Linked DNA regions of Homo sapiens: regions 1 and 3 are each linked to region 2. Evidence: chromatin contacts called from ENCODE Hi-C or POLR2A ChIA-PET data. All regions are on one chromosome and are shown on one strand. The core of a region is the stretch at or near the end of the contact, and the rest is flanking DNA. Distances in the headings are between cores, read along the strand shown.

Evidence for each region. A loop is a pair of places that touch in the nucleus more often than their neighbours do. ChIA-PET counts read pairs that join two places held with the same protein, here RNA polymerase II (POLR2A). Pooled maps may share reads with other maps.
Region 1: a pooled map shows a loop between it and region 2 (5-fold over the local background). The contact joins the promoter of CEP20 here to the enhancer-like site in region 2. A Hi-C loop is called at or near these places in 1 of 50 pooled maps. POLR2A ChIA-PET finds 5 or more read pairs at or near these places in 2 of 52 experiments (BJ and WTC11).
Region 3: a map with no recorded cell type shows a loop between it and region 2 (16-fold over the local background). The contact joins two enhancer-like sites. A Hi-C loop is called at or near these places in 6 of 37 single-sample maps with no recorded cell type and 5 of 50 pooled maps.

Annotation. Positions count from the first base shown.
Region 1 is chr16:15,887,193-15,889,892 of GRCh38, forward strand. It overlaps CEP20 (centrosomal protein 20), which reads right to left and starts at 1,411. Exons shown (of 5, transcript NM_144600.4): 1 at 1,366-1,411. The coding sequence starts at 1,393.
Region 2 is chr16:14,353,514-14,356,213 of GRCh38, forward strand. No RefSeq gene overlaps it. Among named protein-coding and RNA genes, the nearest start is that of LINC02130, 15 kb to the right of the region's middle. RefSeq lists enhancers at 1-298, 1,272-1,371 and a silencer at 1,092-1,151. Within about 2 kb of position 1,343, at least 5 of the 41 ENCODE cell types and tissues checked have a DNase peak (open chromatin) inside an H3K27ac peak, as active enhancers do.
Region 3 is chr16:12,538,094-12,540,793 of GRCh38, forward strand. The region is part of intron 20 of SNX29 (sorting nexin 29); the gene reads left to right. It also overlaps a transcript of SNX29-AS3 not described here. Among named protein-coding and RNA genes, the nearest start is that of SNX29-AS3, 72 kb to the right of the region's middle. Within about 2 kb of position 1,290, at least 2 of the 41 ENCODE cell types and tissues checked have a DNase peak (open chromatin) inside an H3K27ac peak, as active enhancers do.

The DNA.
Region 1 (2,700 bases), core at 161-2,660, 1.5 Mb after region 2:
ATTCCAAGTGTACCTTTAAATCCTCTGAAAATGTATGCAATATTACATGTGATGTGTATTTCCCTGGGAACAGCATCTGTAGACTCGTGAAGTCTGTTCTTGTGGACAGATGCATGCCTGTTCTGTTTTATGATTGTTCACCAGCCCTGTCCCCAAATACACACTTTTATACACGTCTCCTCCCTAAAATATCTAAGAATTACTAGTTTAAACCCTGGGTTCCCTGCAAAGTGGAACTGGTTTTATTTTTTGGACAGCAATCTTGCTCAGTGATTAAGACCTGGCGCTCCAGTGCGTCACAACTAGGTTCCCATGCTGTGTCTCTTTCCAGTGAAATCACTTTGAGCTATTTCACTTCTCAGTACCTCGTTTCCCAGTCTATGAAATGGGCATAGGGTTGTTACAATCAGGTAACACACAGGCTGAGTTGAGTAGTGCCTGACACATGAGGCTCAATGATAACTATTATTACTATTACTTGTCTGGACATTTGCTTCAAAGTAAACAGCGTACAAATGTCATTAATGACTCAAACATAACTAGCTTAGAGTATCTTTTCCTGAAAAGACAGGAGAATGGCCAGGCCAGCAAACTTTTTGCCTCTAGTTTCTTCTGATGAAAAAGGGGCCAGGCGCTCACACCTGTAATCCCAGCACTTTGAGGGGGCCAAGGCAGGAGGATAGCTTGAGACCAGGAGTTCGACAGTAAGACCCCGTGTCTACAAAAAATACAAAAATTAGCCGGGCGTAGTGAAGAGCCCCTGTATTCCCACCTGCTCTGGAAGCTGAGGTGGGAGGATAGCTGGAGTCCCGGAGTTCGAAGCTGCAGTGAGCTGTGATCGCGCTACTGCACTCCAGCCTGGGCGACAGAGAGACCCTCTCTTTAAAAAAAAAAAAAAAAAGCAAGGAGGGGAGGGCTACTTAACAGGTTGTTGTAAGGACCCAACGAGACAACCAAGCAAATTGTTTAGGGCAGTGCCTAACCCAATAGGGGTTGTGGGAATTGTAGTCATCAGCCCTGAGTGCCAAGCCTGGTCCAAGTCCTCCAGCCCCCGGCAGGGTCCAAGAAGATGAGCCAGGGGCCCAAGATGCAGGCCTGTAGGCCTCTTAGATGCCTGAAGATTACGCAACTCCTCCTTTAGCTCCAAACTGGCTTAAAACTCGCCAGTGGGCAACCTCTTCCCCATAAGAGCTCCCCGCGCACGGGCCAAGACAGCAGCCAGACGCTCCCCGCAGGCCCTCACACCGAAGAATGACGCCTGTAAAAGCCAACCCATGTGTTCCGCGCGCTCTCCTCCCATCCCATCCTTTCCACAAGATGAAGGCCCGACGCTTCCCATGTGGAGGCCTCCCTGCTCGCACTCACCAGCCTTCAACTCTGCCACAGTCGCCATTTTTCAACGGCCGCCAGGGCCGCACCGCGGCCCTGCGCACGCGCAGCTCCGCCCCACTCACCCTGCGGCGTGGTCTGTAGCCAATAGGCGCACAGCTCTCGCCCCGCCCACTTCCGCCCCTCTCAGTTTATGAGCTCTGCGGTTGAGTGGGTAGTGAATGTCGACCAGAGACTCCACCAATCAGCGAGCGCTCTCGGAAGGCCCAGTTGAGTGAGACGGCAGGGAGGGCGGGGACTGAGGCAGTGGAGAGCCCTGTGGGGTGCTGCTGGCACCTTAGTGCTTAACTTTAGCCAGCTGAGTTTTTCATTGTCTCTGCAGCCTCAAGTACCAACTGCTAGTAGTTACCACCTATTAACCCTGCGGTTCTCAAACTTGAGCATGAATCCTCATCACCTCCAAGACTTGTTTAAACGGATTGTTTGCTAGTCCTCCCCATAGAGTTTCTGATTCTGTAAATCTGGGGTGAGGCCCTAGGATTTGCATTTCTATCGAGTTCCCAGGTGGTACTGGTACTGCTGGTCGGTCTGGAGATCACACCTCGAGAACCACTGTATTAAGCACTTACTGTGACGCCTTAGCGCATTATTTCCTTATGATCACGCCGTTTTTACAATGAAGGAAACAGAGTCCTCCATCGCTGAAGAGACTTAACCAAGGTCACCAGCCTGTCCTCTTCCACTCGCACTTACACAGTGCATGTAAGGAGTCCAGGAGCTTTTTATGGAACTAACTAATGAAGGAATAAGCTCCAACATCCCATGGAAGTAAAGGAAAAGGAACAGGGGAATAATGTACCCTAAACTGAGTGTGAGGTTGCATGATTCCAGTTGTAATGCCGGTGAGATCCAAACACTTGGCTAAATAATAAACATCGATTAGACGTACACCTAAGAGTGGCCGGGCGCGGTGGCTCACGCCTGTAATCCCAGCACTTTGGGAGGCCGAGGCGGGCGGATCCCGAGGTCAGGAGATCGAGACCATCCTGGCTAACACGGTGAAACCCTGTCTCTACTAAAAATACAAAAAATTAGCCGGGCGTGCTGGCGGGCGCCTGTACTCCCAGCTACTCGGGAGGCTGAGGCAGGAGAATGGCGTGAACCCGGGAGGTGGAGCTTGCAGTGAGCCGAGATGGCACCACTGCACTCCAGCCTGGGCGACAGAGTGAGACTCCGTCTCAAAAAAAAAAAAAAAAAAGTACACCTAAGAGCTGCCAGGGCACGGTGGTTTACGCCTGGAATCCCAGCACTTTGGGAGACTGAGGTAAGGAGTTCGAGAACAGCCTGGCCAGCCTGGTGAAACCCCCTCTG
Region 2 (2,700 bases), core at 93-2,592:
ATAGGTGTGAGGCCATAGCCTACTGTTCTTTGGATTTGCATTTCCCTGCTGAGTGGCGTCAAGCACCTTTTCATATGCCTCTTGACCATTCATTTGTCTTCTTTGGGGAAGAGTCTGCTCAGGTCCTTTGCCCATTTTTGGAGCTATTTGGTTTTTTGCTATTGGGTTGTAGGAGTTCTTTATATATTTTGGATATTAACCAACATATATACAGGGGAAGGTGGGGGAGGCAGGAGGGAGGGAGGGAGGGAAGGTGGGAGGGGAAAAGGCATGGCAGGGAAGGCAGGGAGGAAAGCAGGAGGGACAGAGGGGAGAGTAGTAGAAGGGGGAGGGAGAAAGGGAGAGGGAGGAAGGGGGAGGAAGGAAAGCAGGGGGAGGAAGAAGAGGAGGGAGAAAGTGGGGAGAGGAGGGGGAAAGTGGGGAGAGGAGGGGGAAAGGGGGGAGAGGAGGCAAAGAAAGGGGAGGAGGGGGAGGGAAAGAAAGGGGAGGAGGGGGAGGGAAGGAGGAAGGGGGAGGGGAATGAAAGCAAGGTGGGGGGCAGAGAGGGGAGGGGGAAGGGGAAGAAATGGGAGGAGGGGGAGGGGGAGGGGCAGAGGGAGGAGGGAAGGAGGAAAAGAGGGGGAGGGAAAGAGGAAAAGAGGGGGAGGGAAAGAGGAAAAGAGGGGGAGGGAAAGAGGAAAAGAGGGGGAAGAGGGGAGAGGTAGAGGGAGGAGGAGGAAGGGGGAGGGGGAAGGGGGAAGGAAAGGGGAAGGGGAGGGTAGGAGGGAGGACAGGGAAGGGGAAAGGGGAGGGGGAAGGGAGGAGGGGAGGGGGAAGGGAGGAGGGGAGGGGGAAGGGAGGAGGGGGAGTAGGGGGAGGAGGGAAGCGGAGGAGGGAGAGGAGGGAAGGGGAGGAGGGGGAGGAGGAGAGAGGGACGAGGAGAGGAGGGGAGGGGAGAGGGAGGAGGAGGGGCGGGGAGAGGGAGGAGGAGGGGAGGGGAGAGGGAGGAGGAGGGGAGGGGAGAGGGAGGAGGAGGAGAGAGGGAGGAGGAGGGGAGGGGAGAGGGAGGAGGAGGGGAGAAGGAGGAAGAGGGGAGGGGAGAGGGAGGAGGAGGCGGAGCGGAGAGGGAAGAGGAGGGGATGGGGGAGGGGAGGAGAGGAGGATGGGGAGGAGGGAAGGAGGGAGTAGTTTATTTCATTTACCCATCTGAGTAGCCCAAGGTTGGAACTGCATTCTGTTGATGGGGAAACGGAGCAGTTAAGTAACTTACCCAAGGTCACACAGCTGACAGGCTGAAACAAGATCCAGTGTGACACTCAAACCGAAACCGCTACACTCAAAACATGCTATGCTTTAATGATGTTACATTTTTCTAAGTTTAAGATTTTGAAAAGTTGTGCGTGTACATGCTCACCAAAAGGCAATGAACAAATCTGTGTCCTGCTCTCAACCCCAAGTCCCCTAACCACGAAGTTTCACTTCCACCTCCACAAGTAACATTTCACCATTCAGTGAGTAGCTGTAGTTTATGCAATGTAAGCTCACAGGAATATATTCTCACGTCCTCCCCTTTTTACACAAAGAGGTATACTTGCTTTGTGCATACTTGCTTTTCTTACCTAATAAAGCTTGGAAATGCTTCCTCCCTGGTTTTTCACAGCTGCATAGCATATGCGGTTATACAGATGGTGCCATTTATTTTTAACTAGTGCCCTACTGAAGGGGGTTTAGGTTGTTTCAATCTTTCGCTTTTACAATGTTGCAAAAAATAACCTCAGAGGTAAATAAGGTCTCACAAGCCCCAGTTTATCTGTAGGATTACTGCTGGGCTGCAGACCAGCTGGGACAGAGGATTTCTGCATTGGTAATTTGGACAGATATTGGCCAAGGAGACCAGGTTCATATACAACTCAGCCCAAATTCCAAAGCCAAGAGTGGGGGGGGGGGGCGGGGGGTTGGGTGGCAGCAGAGACCCAGGAGACACAAGGACACACATCCCCTCTCTATCTCCTCCAGTCCTGCCACCATCTCACCGCTGTCAGCTTCCTTTGAGCTTTCCTGTGATCACAGAACAGTGATGACCCCATGTCTTAAACGCACAAGATGAAATAGCACACAACCCTAACAAGTGAGGAAGACAGAAGGAAAAGGGCACCAAGATTCATTAAAAGGGGGCAAAGCGGGGCCGGGCGCAGCAGCTCACGCCTGTAATCTCAGTACTTTGGGAGGCTGAGGTGGGCAGATCATTTGAGGTCAGGAGTTTGAGACCAGCCTGGCCAACATGGTGAAATCCCATCTCTACTAAAAATACAAAAAGTAGCCGGGCATGGTGGCAGGCACCTGTAGTCCCAGATACTTGAGAGGCTGAGGCAAGAGAATCACTTCAGCCCAGGAGGCAGAGGTTGCAGTGAGCTGAGATGACACCACTGCACTCCAGCCTGGGTGACAAAGTGAGACTCCATCTCAAAAAAACAAAATAAATAAAAATTTAAATTTAAATTTAAAAAGTGGGGGAGCAAAACGGGAAAACATGCCAGAGAAGGGCAGCCCCCAGCATCCCTGTCCATCCCGCAGGGATGACAACATGGAACAGGGGAGGGTCTCAGACTTCCCCAAATAAACTGAGCCATGAACCGAGGACCCTGAGGCACCTGGGCCGCTCTCTGGGCATTCCCTAATCAGGAGGGTACTTGAGGCAGCCGGTCCCCTGTGCCAGAGCCC
Region 3 (2,700 bases), core at 40-2,539, 1.8 Mb before region 2:
TCACAGCTTTCTGCATTTCCCCTTGCATTTTTTTATTTTTGAGACGGAGTCTCACTCTGTCACCCAGAATAGAGTGCAGTGGTGTGATCTAGGCTCACCGCAAGCTCTGTGTTCTGGGTTCATGCCATTCTTGTGCCTCAGTCTCCCTAGTAGCTGGGATTACAGGGATCTGCCACCACACCTGGCTAATTTTGTATTTTTGTTTTTTAGTAGAGAGGGGGTTTCACCATGTTAGCCAGGATGGTCTCGGTCTTCCAAAGTGCTGACATTACAGGCGTGAGCCACCGCGCCCGGCCTCCCCTTGCACTTTTAAAATGATGTCTGGGAGTAATAACTGAGAATGGTTACTTGGTTTGGTTATCACGTATCTCCTATGTTGATGCTGTGTAACATACATCTATGATACTTTGTTGGTATGTGATAACATATTGCTTATGCGTGAGGTGATGGGCTAGGAGGCTTAACTGGTCTTAGCTGAGCTGGCTTCTGTGTCTGGGAATCAGTAGGTGGATGCAGGAGGGCCTTGACTAGGAAGAATGGAAAAACTGGGCTGTGAAACAGAAAGATCCACAGATCTTTCATCCTCCTCCCAGGACCAGTGGGCGAGCCTGGGCATGTACATCAGGGAGCACAGACAGGAGAAGCACACCCATATGGGTATCATCCAAGCTGTGAGCATGTCACATCGCCAAGGGGGATTACAAGGCAGAAACCAGAGTCAGTGGGAGGGCACTGCAAAGTCACGTGGCAAAGAGGGGCACAGAGAACGGTAGATGGGGCCATTTGTACACTTGCACAGATTAATGACCTGTTCTAAGTGGGAGAAAGGGTGGCTGTGGGCATGTAGCAGTGCTGTGAAATGCTAAGGCAAGTGATATAAATAGGGAGAAGATAGAACAGACCAGTAATTCGAGCCAAAACCATCCATGAATCCAGAATGGGGCCCAGAAAGACATCACTGTGTATTCTGGGATAGGGCCAAGTTTAATAGATTGCCCAGAGTCCTACTTGCCTTTACTTTCACAAAAAATTTTTAATTTACACAGTGCAATTGACTTTTGCTCTTGTTCATGTCTGTGAATTTAAACACATGCATAGATTTGAGTAACCACCATCACCGTCAAGATATAGACCAGTTCCTTCACCCTAAAAAGCTGTTTTCCCCTCATTTCCTTTCTAGCTGCACCCTCCCCCACCTCTAAGCCCTTGTCCCTCCCCCTCTAGTTTTGTCTTTTCAAGAATGTCACATAAATGGAATCATACTGTAAGCAACCTCTTGAGGCTGGCGTCTTTCAGCATGTGTGAGAACCGTCAAGTCGTTGGGTGAGTCAGCAGTGTTTTTATTACTGAGCAGAGTTTGGTTAAATGGATATACCACGGTTTATCTAGTCATAAAGGAATAAAGTTGCGTTGGTTCCAGTTGTTGGCAATTTTGAATAGAGCTAGTGGAAACATTCAAGTGCAGCTTTTTGTGTGAACAAAAGTTTTCATTTCTGTGCGGCAAATACCTAAGAGTTGAGGACTGGATCCTATGCTAAATGTAAGAAACTGCATTCCCACAGCGTATGAGGGGCCCAGTTGCTCTGCACCCTGGGCAGCATGTCATACTGTCATGATTCTTTACTGTGGCTGTTCACAAGGATGCAGAATATTTCATCATGGTCTTAATTTGCATTTTCCTAATGAGTAATGATGTTGAGCATATTTTCATGTGGATGTTTTCCTTTAACACATCCTCTTTGGGGAAGTAAGTAAGTGTCCAAGTATTTTGCCTGTTCTTAGAAACTAGGCTGTTTGTGGTTTTACAAAGATTTGAGTTTTGGGAGTTCTTTGTATATGTTAGATGCAAGACCTTTGTCGAACATGTGAGTTGCACATATTTTCTTCTAGTCTTCAGCTTCTTTTCAGTGTCTTTTGCATGACACCTTTTTAATTTTGATGAAATTTACTTTTTGTGTCCCAGATCATGCTTTTGGTGTCATGTCTACCAATTGTTAGCCTAAACCCAGGTCATAAAGATTTTCTCCTAGGTTTTCCTCAAAGTTTTATAGCTTTACATTTTAGATCTGCGATTCATTTTGAGTGGACTTTTGTGTCAGGTCCAAGGATTGGGTCAAGGTTAACCTACTTCCTGTGGCTGACCCGCTCCCCCCACCCCCAGCGTAAGGTCAAGTGGAGGGAGGACAGGACTAGAGGCATTACGGGGTGGCCCCACCCTCTTGGGACCACAGCTCTTATGATTAAAGAGGAACGTTATCCCCTGTATTAATTTCTTATTGTTGCCCTACCAAATTGGCACAAAGTTAGTGGCTAAAAACTACAGATTTATTCTCCAGCTGCTGTGGAGGCCAGAAGTCCGAGATCCGTCTTACTAGGCTACAGTCAAGGTGTCGGCAGGGCTGGCGCCTTCTCGAGGTTGTGGGGCAGAATTTGTTTCGCGGCTTCCTGGCAGCCACCCTATGCCATGGCCCCTTCTTTGCTTCCCAGCAATTACTCTGGGACCCTGAGATTCCATGGGGTGGACCTAAAGAGTCCAGGATCATCTCCCCATCTCAAAAGCCTGAATGTAACCACAGCTGCTGGTCCCTCTTGTTGTAGAAGCTCACATATGAAGACGCTCCAGGGATGAAGAGCTGGGCATCCTTGGGGCACCATTGATCTTACCGCCACCTCCCCTAGAGTGTCAGGTGCTTGAGGACT